2 separate regions of the Homo sapiens genome follow, and region 2 is linked to region 1. The links are chromatin loops, found by intact Hi-C in ENCODE. Cell type or tissue: CD4-positive, alpha-beta T cell. All regions are shown on one strand. Each heading gives the region's core, and the rest is flanking DNA. Links, peaks and the distances in the headings are about the cores only. Region 1 has its middle 120 kb from the start of LINC02225. Region 2 overlaps RAB3C (RAB3C, member RAS oncogene family).

Region 1 (5,386 bases), core at 193-5,192:
GGCATCTGCTGAGAAGGCTTAACTTTGCTTTATGGCATGGTGTGGGAGATTTCGATGTGCCTCAGCTTGTTTGTGGCAGAACTTGGGGAATGGTGAGAAATTAGATAACAGTCTGTTGAGCCCTAAACATACATCAGTAAGAGATCACTGCAGAAATAATAGCTGACATTTGAAAAGCATTTCATAATGTTATACTAACCAACCTTCCTGGGTTAAGAACTAGATTGAGCAGCACACAATCCCCATGAAAATGTTCTCAATTTACTACTAGCTGAGAGCCCTGCTGCAGTTCTGTTATTAACTGCTCCACTATGGCAAAAGGATAGAGGAGAATGTTGAACAGGGCTTTTCTAATTAGTGTTTGTGGTGCTAGTCTGCTGGCTGACCTTGAAATTGGAATAAGGCAGGTCAGACATTAAAACTCAGAGAAAGAAATCAGAATTCTTTAACTCTCTTCTCTCTATACTATCTTTAACTCCACTTCTCGACTCGTCTACTCTACTTCTCTCATACTATCATAGACCTACAACTGGGCAACCCTTCATACTCTATGTTTATTTGTCTTATACTTTTACAAGGCTTAATAAAACTCCAGCTTACTAGCCAACCAACATGAGAGTTTTTCTGATTCTCCATAATGACTTCTAAATGTCAAATGAGTAAGATTCAGTTTATCCAGTTCCTTAGGCAAGATAACAAGCCCCCGATTTCTAATAATGTAGGAAGCTTGTTACTTTTTAACAACTGGCCTTGAAGACCTGGGTGGTTCCCAAAACCCCTTAATTTGACTGCAAAGATGAGTCACTGAAAACTCTGTCATCAACCATACTATGGGGACAGTGCTAACAGAGATCCTTGAAATTCCCAGATAATCCCCAAACTACCATTTGGCTACCAGCTTTAGCCTCTTAACTTAAATCTTCACTAGAACTGCTAACAACATTACACTGATAAAAGCTTCAAAAGAGCTAGCATATTTCTGAGAAGTGTTAACTTGGGGATGTATCAAGAATTGGGCCATAGAAAGAAGTTATAGAAGCAAAAATTGAATATTCATTCTTGTATAACAAATGCATTGTAGAGTTTTGAGTACTTATTGCATCATTTAATTGTCAGTAGAATAGTTTGATTTAAGCTATATAACAGTTTTATCATTTATTTGTAAGCCTTAACTAGGTAGAAATATCTTTTTATAGAATTTAAACAATATATTAGGAGCAGAAACTGACTTGCTGAGAAATTGCTGGGTCTTTCCAGAGGTCGTATGAATAGATTCTTAGACAAAACAGAAGTCTAATTCTAGAAAACTGTCTAGTTTTCAAATGTCTATTATAATCTATCTCTGAGTCTTAAGTGTTAAGGCCTACTGCTCTTCTCATTGTGTTAATGGGCTTTTGCTTGTGCGCCGCAGAGACTAATTTTCTTTCCCATATAGATATAAATAAGGACAATGGTACAAAAGAGAAAATGGTGAGGGAGGCCTTGGAGCTAGAGTTGGGAGCCTTGTAGGATTCCCTGGGTTCCTCAGAAAGCGCTCCCTAATGTGGAAAACCAAAGTCAGGTAAATGGAAGAGGAAATGTTAAAGGAGAATTACTTTCTGGTATTTATGCTACTTTCATAGACATCTTTTATAGCTCCTGCAAAGGCAAGAAGGAAATCATTATGCACTTTGTATAGTGACCCAAGCCCTGGCATGGAAATTAAAATACTTGCTATTAACTCTAACTCTGCCACTAAAGTGTGTGGCCTCAGGCATGCTATTTCTTTTCCTCCATCTCTTTATTTGTAAAGTGAGTAGTGTAAACCATGGGTGAAACACTCATTTTCTGCCCAAACATTTGATGTTAGAAACCTTGTGATATAATGGAAATACCACACATTTAGGAATATAAGCAAATTTCTAGTTATATGTTGTGTAACACTGATTGAGTGAGCTCTTTTAGTTTCTTATCAGTAAAATAAATAGATTAACACACACTTTGCAGGGCAGCTGTGAAAATAAAAGATAACATATAATAAATACCAGGAAATGTGCCCAGAATGTAGAACAGCTTTACATTAAAAAACAATGTTTATTCAATGATGCCATGACCTGGTCCTAAATGGCCCTGCATTGCAGGTTGAGTTGTAAGTCTGACTTCTGTCTCCATGGATTAAGCAGCATGGAGTCTGTGTTACTACCTGAGAGTAAAAGCGATTCAAAGCTCTTGGCTCTGTCTATGAATGAATGCAAAGGCAATTCTCTCCCAGGACCTCTTGGAAATGCTATGGGAGATTAGAGGCCCATTGCACAATCATGCCTTAACTCAGCCTCTATGGCCCTGGGACCTCTCTAACCCCTCTCTAACCCCTCTCAGCTATGTTGAAAGCTCTGCTGGTGAAGGAAAATGTAGTGAAGCATGGCAAGCTACTTTACTCACACCAAGAAATGCAAAGCCCTGACAATGTAGAGGGGTTCCAGAATAAGTCTTTGAATCCTTTTTCTGATATTCTCAAATACTTGTGTTGAGAATTGGGCAGGATGCTGAGGGGTGGGGAGTAGGCAAAAGATGGCGAAAGACATCCACTTCAGCGAACCTCTAATGTTTCCCATTCAGTTGGGAATCTAATGTTTCAGATTCAGTTGGGAATCTGTCAAAAAACGGGCTACATCTTAGGGGAAATAATCCATCTTTTAAAAGTTTCCATCAACAACAAACTTCTCTCATTTACAAGAAAATGCATCATTTGACACCTTGGAGATTTTACCTGGAGGAAGATAATTTCTTGAAGCTTCTTGTGCCTGTGAGAGCCCAAAGCTATTTTGCAGCTGCAATATTGATAATGTATTCACATTCTCCCCAGAGCACTGGATTCTTTAACCTTAATATTGAGTCTGGAATGAGATTCTGTCCTCTAGAGGTCACCAATGCACCAGATTTGAAGGCCACGGAGGCTTCTAAAATGCTCAGGAAGAGCTAGGTGTCCTGTTCACATATGAATGAAAGAGAAAATAAGGCAAGTAAATTATCCTAATGGTTATTTTCCAGCTAGTCTCTGAAGAAGTAGGAAATCTGGTTTTCAATAAGGCATTTTAAAATGGATTTATCTTGGTTTATCTTGGCTTTTCTCTGCACTGATCTAGCTGAAGGAAACTCCTATAGTAATTAAATACTTCTTAACAGATAGTTTACTTTTGATAGTGAGAGAAGAAACTTTTCTAAATAGAAGAAAAACTGATGTAGAAATAGGCTATTATAGCCTCCATTAAATGAGTGTTACTTTCACTGGTGCTCTGGCCAAGGCAGAAGGTCTCTCTGTGCCTCCTCAGCACACTGTCTTCAAAGGGCATGGGGACACAGAAGCAGGGAAACATGGCCCTTTAATTCACAGTTATATAATTTTTGAGTTGCTTTATAAGGAGAGACGCCATCTAAAGTATTTATATCTCTGCAGACAAATTAGAAACTGCACATAAAGGGATCACTTTGAGAGTCAAAATATGCCTTTCCCTTGGGAGAACAATCAGTCAAGAGCCAAGAAAGTGGTAGTCTCCGTTTGGGACTATTGGGACCTAAAGGAAAGTCTTAATCAGACTTTGCCTTTTTAGTTATCCTGATGCGTTAATCTTGTATGAAGCTAGTTGTCTCCCTTAAATAGAACTAGCCAGGAGAACAGCACTCCACGTCGGCAGCCGGACTGAACGAGGGGAGTATACACTGCGCTGCCCAGGGTTTGGGAGGTGCGGTGTCCTAGCCTGGTGCCCATGGACTGCACTGTTCAAGGCGTGACCTGAGAGTCACCACCAGCGGTTCCCAGCATTGTTCCTGCTGCTCTGGTTGCTCTCCAAGGAGAGGAATTCCTACACCACGACTTTCCCAGGGTCCAGACACTTGCCAGCACCTGACCCATCAGGAAATCGCCTCTCCCCTCTTCCTTCCCCTATTCCTTCCCGAGCATTCCCCAGTCCAGGGTGTGGTCAGCCCTCAGAAGATCTGCTGGGATTGATTGACAAAAAAACAAAACCTTCCTCTAGATAAGAAAGATCACAGTGCTATAGGAAATCTATTTACTTCTGGGTGGCACTTGTCTACCCTCTCTCTCATTCTCTCTAACACTTTTAACTGCTGACTGTGTAGTTTCTTATCATTTCTTCAAGATATGTGGGGCAGTCAATCTTCAATCAATGAGCATTGTTTGGGTAACTCTTTTTATGGCCAATTCACAAGGAAGTAAAACATTTTGTCCTAGAGAGTTAGTGGTGGTCTTTCTCAGGGTTATTCGACATTTTCTTTAGCACTAAGAAAGAACAGAGACAAATTTTTATTTCTGAGCTGTTTCCGTTAGCTGAGAGCCCCCTCTAAAAGCTGCTAGTACTACAGAGATGTGAGAGTTCAGCAAAGGATGGCACTCGTCATCTATTCTGGAGAATCCTGTAACGTGGATAATATGCTAGGTGGGTGGCAAAGTGTTGTGCAATGTGCTTTGCTAGGTTGAGAATCGTGTCCCTGACTTCTTGCCGATGTAGAGCTGACAGAAAGCTTTCTGGGGATTCAGTGGTTTGATCTTGGTTACCAGTTGAGTGACTGTAAGCAAGCCTCTCTTATGTCTTATTTCTCTTATTTGTAAAGTAAAAGGTTTGGACATCATTTTCTCTAAGGTCCATTTTGAAGCCAGAACCCACTCTGAGAAATTAAGGCTGCTCAGTCAGGGCAGTTGCATCTTAGCAAGTGTGTTGGCCTCTTAAGACTGCCTTAACAGTGTACCAAAACCCAAATGGCTTAAAACAACAGATAATTCATTTTCTTATAGTTCTAGAGGCTGGAAGTCTGAAATCGAGGTGCAAAGAGGGCCAAGGTCTCTCTGATAGCTCTAGGGAGAATCCTTCCTGGCTTCTTCTGCCTCTTGGTGTTTGCCAGCAATCCTGGCATCCCCTGGCCTGCAAATGCCTCACTCCAGTCCTATTATCATCTTCTCCCTGTGTGTCTTCACACGGTCTTCCCTCTGTGCATGTCTGTCTCTGTGTCAAAATTTCCACTTTCTATAAAAACACAGTCACATTGGATAGGACCTGCCATAATGACCTCATTTTAACATGATTACTTCTGTAAAGACCCTATTTCCAAATAAGGTCACATCTTGAGGTACTGGGGAGTAAGACTTCAGTGTATCTTTTTGAAGGGATATAGTTCAAACCATAACCGTAAGCACATAACAAATCCCTCTGTGCTGGATATCTTCTCTTTGACCTCTGGGTGCATTGTCCATGTTATTTTGTGCCCTGGCCTCTATAGATTATACCAAGGGATTCCCTTGTCCTCCAGCTTTCAGTTGGGTTTAGCAATGACAGGCGATATGATGGAAGAGGAGAGTTGGATAGGGTGAGTGGTGGTATTTAGTCCCCTG
Region 2 (5,386 bases), core at 212-5,211, 1.1 Mb after region 1:
TCTCAAAATACAGAGATACTGGGAGGTAACAGCCATAAAATCTGAGTTAGTGAAAGAACAAAGGCTGTAGTGGTTGCATTAGTGGTTATAACTTAGGCCATGAGCTTTAAGCACCCATGGGCACACACAGTTGAGGGCATGAGCATCCTCATACACAGGTGATTGAATGAAAAGACTGATTCGCTTGGATAGAAAATCAAGCCCCACTTGATTTTCTAAACATCCCTGTACCCCAAATCTAAACTACTAAATGCTAAAATACTAATGATATTGATTTTGATCCTGAATATCTTATTTTATGACAAACTTATGACAAGAGATCCCAGCATATCTGGTCAATGAGAAGCACTTTAATTTCCAGAACCTTTATTTATTTATTTATTTGAGATGGAGTCTCGCTCTGTCACCCAGGCTGGAGTGCCAGTGGTGCGATCTCAGCTCACTGCAACCTCCACATCTCAGGTTCAAGCGATTCTCCTGGCTCAGCCTCCTGAGTAGCTGGGACTACAGGCACATGCCACAACGCCTGGCTAATTTTTGTATTTTTAGTAGAGGCAGGGTTTCGCCATGTTGGCCAGGCTGGTCTCGAACTCCTGACCTCGGTGATCCACCTGCCTCAGCCTCCAAAAGTGCTGGGATTACAGGCATGAGCCACCACACCCAGCCTCCATAAATTTTTATATCTATAAATCTAGAATTCTGTATAGAAATACAGCTGTCATGATGACCATCTTGATGAATCTTGAGCAGTGTAAGATATCAGAGTACTTTTGGAATCACCAAGAAAGATTGTTTCATTTGGTTTACTGGCAGTGTTAAATCTAGTTAATTATTTTCTGATTATTTAACTTGATGAAAGTTTATGGTATATTGTGATTGTTAATTAACATAGGACTTACAATTTAGCCAAAACAAAATGGTAGCTTACTTTTTCAGTGTATCTGGAGAAGCAGGAGAGTGTACAAGTTAGTAGTTCATGTTCCAGCTTTGCCATTTACTAGCTGAGCAACGAAATACTTGAGCAAATTACGGAGCCATTTTCTGCCTCTATTTCATCAGTAAATTGGAGAAAATAATGGTACCTACTAATGGATAAAATGAGTTAAAATGTATAAAATGCTCTGAATAGTACCTATTATATAGTAATCATTCAACAAATGTTAGTTTATTATTGCTATTGTTGTTATCATAGCATTTTCTAGTTTGCTTGGCACTTATGCCTATCTTTTCTCATTTTAGCCTCATGATAACCCTGTAAGTTAAGTAAGGCAAATGTCATAAATAAGGAAATTAAGGATTTTTTTTAAAGTGACTTGTTCATGGTCCCAAAGCTAGAAGTGTTGCTAAGTGGGGCTAGATCCCACATCTTTTGACTGATAATCTATCTCTCACCATATCATGATGTCTCCTTCTCAGCATGCTGAATAAATAGGTGCCATTATTTCTGGCACATTGTCTCTTTAATAGCCACATATTCTTAGGGTTCCAGTTAAGGTTGAGAAGCTGAGATCATGTTGGCTTCTGAGATCAAAGATAATTTTACTGACCTCAAATTGTATACCAATATGATGATAGGGTGTTGAGATGCCCAGGGTAAAGGAGTCACATTTGATAAAACCTTGTGTGGATTATCATCTTTTCATAATGGCTAAATCTTTTATGATACCGTTCAAGCTCAGTGACTTCCCAAATCATACTAATAAGTACAAGAAGTGTTAGCAAAAGAGATGAAAAAATTGAACTTGTAAATGAGACCTTTGTACCAAATTCTTGGATGTTTTTTCTTCAAAGGCTCATTCAGGGATCTTGAATTCTTCAGTGGGTTCTTGGTATCTTATGACATAAAGCATCCTCCCATTAGGTCTGGGAAAATCACCACAAGCATGCCAATAGTTCTGATATCTTAGCAACAAGGATCTTGCTTAGATCCATGCTTGCCTTTCCCCAAATCTGGATTGAATTACTGGAAGTTGAACGATCTAGCTCTAAAGACTGCACAAACATTATAAAAGAGAGCTCTGTTAACACCAGATGGCCTTATCTGCAGATTTTTAAAATGTAGACTATAAGAGAGCCATATAAGCATTGTCCAGAGAGACAAAAGGAAAGAAAAATACAAGCCACAATGGTTTGAAATATCCAGCTCTATTTTATAGAACCTTGACTCTACTGATGTTCTTCAACCCCAATCCTGCAGTTATTCATGTGGATTTTAACGAGAGTAGCTAGTGAAATTCAAGCTCAGATGTAGTCATTGAACCAAATAGTATAACGACTAAGTTGGAGATTTTAACTCACGACACTTGCCTTTTGTTGTCTAGCTTCAATACTATTTAAGAAAATAAGTATTTCTAGGTTATTTGAGGGATTTTGACATGGATGCAAAATATTAATCTGTTCTTTTTCCTTTGGCCCCAGGAGCTGGGATGAAATCACATGATTTCATCATTTTGAATCCATGCGGCTCCTCTGAGATAGGGCCAGATGTAACCAGAAGGATTTATAGGGTGTAAAATTCAGAATGGATTAGAAAAGCCTTTCTATGTTCAGCCCAACACATCCTAAATCAACGTCCCCTGAATGGACCAGAGCAATCTCTGGCTGGCCTAGTGGGGAGGTTGTCATGGCAACTGACTGGCAAGCTCAGCCAGTGGAATGTGAATGCAAACAATAGAGTGATAAGACTGTGTACAGAGCAGCATACTAAGGCTGCTTCTGCCCAGGTACAGTGGCACATAGGTGAAAGTGTGAAACTGTTGCTGCATTTTGTAACTTCTTAACAATCTCTGGCAGCTCATTTGAAATTTACCAAGTGCCCTTTCCCAGATGTTGGTAAAAACATTCCTGCTGATAGATAACAGAAGCTATGGAAAAATCAGCACCCAGCTGATAGGTGCAGAGGTATACAAAGCCCTGGAGGGCTGTTGGAATAACACTACTCAAAAATTTTCTGAAGGAGGTTGAAGCAGGTTTAAGGTAAATCTTATGACTCTTCAGTGCCATCTTGTGTCCTTTTAGATACTGACAATTTACTAGAAGCCCACTCTCAGACCGATCATTAGGCAGCAGCAGGGCAGACATGGAAAAGTTAGAGCTGGATTATATTGGAGCTTGGTATTCCCTTTTACAGCAGAATATGCACACCAAGCCTTCTGAGCTTTAAATTGATTTAAAAAATTGAAATTAAAAATTTTGGTAGAATCTGGAAATAAAAACAGAATAAGATGCCAAATAATGCCATGAAAAGATTGCAAGAGTCTACATGGTGCGCTAGGGGTTGAGGGAAGGGATGGAAAATCTAGATTTAGTGTTGAAGATTCTTACAGATAGATTTGGTATTGAGGATTCTTACTGTTGTCATTACTAACTCTTGCAATAGAATATTTTTAATCTATTCAGTCATGCTGATAATGCAAATGAATCAACAGAGAAAAATAAAATGTGAACATCACCAATTCCACTTTATAACTCTTTTGTTCATGGTTAATGGAGTAAGAGATGGTAGCATTTGCTTAAATGGTACCTCATGCCCACCTCTAATCTCTTACCTACCCCAAACCTACCACCCACTGATGTCTCACCATCACCTCATCACTATTGAAAGCCATAATCAAGTCCCATTTAATTTCAGAAATGCAAAATAACCAAGATGTGTTTCTGTGTGTTTCTTCCAGGGTTTGAGTTTTTTGAAACAAGTGCCAAGGACAACATTAATGTCAAGCAGACATTTGAGCGCCTTGTGGATATCATCTGCGACAAAATGTCAGAGAGTTTGGAGACTGATCCTGCCATCACTGCTGCAAAGCAGAACACGAGACTCAAGGAAACTCCTCCTCCACCGCAGCCCAACTGTGCCTGCTAGTGTCCCCGTGCACACAGGCAGCTCCAGGGGGCTCTGGTTGCCAACAAACAGCATTTGTAAATGGTCTATTAGCCTTCATTTATACTGCCTAACAATTATTTGAAGGAATAAATTGATGTCAATGGCTCGTACGCATTCAATTCTTGGGAGCTTTCCTGTTTAATATGTGGCAAATATGTGATCTTAAATTTATAAGGACTATCCATCTATAAACATCTGGTACCTGCATGTGACTTGTTATTTATTTGTCTGCTAGGCTCTTTTTGTTTCAAATTTGTTCTCAGACTACTTCTGGGACATCAGACTATAATCTCACTACAACTGGCTTTTGTCCCATTGATTCAAATTATGCTATTCACTTGTAGGAATGATGACCAAGGAATTGCTTGTGTGTGTGTGTGTGTGTGTGTGTGTGCACGCATGCCCGCATGCGTGCAGAGGAAGAAGTCACAAGACTTCATTTGCTTTACTCTTAGTTGAAAATCAAATGGAAGTTTTTCTCATGATTAGGGACGCTGTCACGAGTCTGGTCAGTTTACTGTTGGGAACTGTGTCTTTATTTCACTGTTATTAATAACTGAGATCATTGGCCTATAAAGAAATTGAAATGTTGTTTTTAAGGTCCTTGCAATTTTCCTAAGTCATTAATATTACCTGACTGGGGCTATTTAACAATAATCTTCGTTTACACATTTAAATAAGCAAGTATCTACCCAGGACTGCTTTTTCCACTGATCCTTCCCAATTCTGTGAATATTCAACATCATTGAACAGATTGAGACATATCTACTGAATGCCAGTTATGCAACAAGCATTTTAACCAAGAAGGGTATGAGTAGCTATGGAATTCCAAGGTCCAAGCCCCCTTATTTTTCAATGACTTGCCTTCCCCAACCCCCATAATGCACACCACCACCACCATCACTTTCTGGAACCATCACCAACTCTTGGACTAGAGCTTATGTTGAAGCTTGTTAGGGCTCCTCTTTCCGTAGGATGTAGACTTGCCTCCCCAAACACGGCCATCTTCTCAAACCTCAGCTAAGTTCTTTTACCTGTTTAGATGCTATTTAAATCAGATTTCAAAGGGTCCCCAGTTGAGAAAAAGGAAAATTTTAATCTTTAATCATCTTTTTAAGTCCAGATGTTCATAAATTCTAAAGCATATTCCTATTACGTGAATGCTTAAGTTACACAGGAAACATTCTATAACTGTAGTATTTCAATTTCAGAAATATTTAGGATCCATAGCAATTTAAAAGAGGGAGGAAACCACTGGAGCATTCTAATTTTGTATCACAAACTTCCTAAAGGACCTATATGAATAAAGAGAAAACAACAAATCCTACCAGCTGTACAGAGAGCAACAGGGAAATTTGGCCTCTGTATCACTGTCCAGCATTATTTAAAGCTAGGATTTAGGAAGGAAGCAGGAATTATTTGGCAGATTTGGAAGGATAGTTTCGTTAAGTGAACTTTCTACTTTTTTGGTGGTTATGTCAAAGAATTTTTTTCCTCTTCTCA

What was found. Hi-C counts contacts between places; a loop is a spot of excess contacts. Peaks named below come from ENCODE experiments on the same cell type or tissue, not always from the same donor. Only the 100,000 strongest peaks of a DNase experiment are listed, where the experiment ranks them.
Region 2: it touches region 1 in a loop (5-fold over the local background); 8 of 110 quality-filtered maps call a loop at or near these places.

The regions. Positions count from the first base shown.
Region 1 is chr5:57,776,681-57,782,066 of GRCh38, forward strand. No RefSeq gene overlaps it. Among named protein-coding and RNA genes, the nearest start is that of LINC02225, 120 kb to the right of the region's middle. In CD4-positive, alpha-beta T cell, for the core only: a CTCF peak has its summit at 2,891 (motif pointing right); a DNase peak (open chromatin) is centred at 2,911.
Region 2 is chr5:58,847,490-58,852,875 of GRCh38, forward strand. RAB3C (RAB3C, member RAS oncogene family) reads left to right here. Exons shown (of 5, transcript NM_138453.4): 5 at 3,675-5,386. The coding sequence ends at 3,862. Among named protein-coding and RNA genes, the nearest start is that of PDE4D-AS1, 190 kb to the right of the region's middle. In CD4-positive, alpha-beta T cell, for the core only: a CTCF peak has its summit at 3,065; no DNase peak of the experiment used is centred there.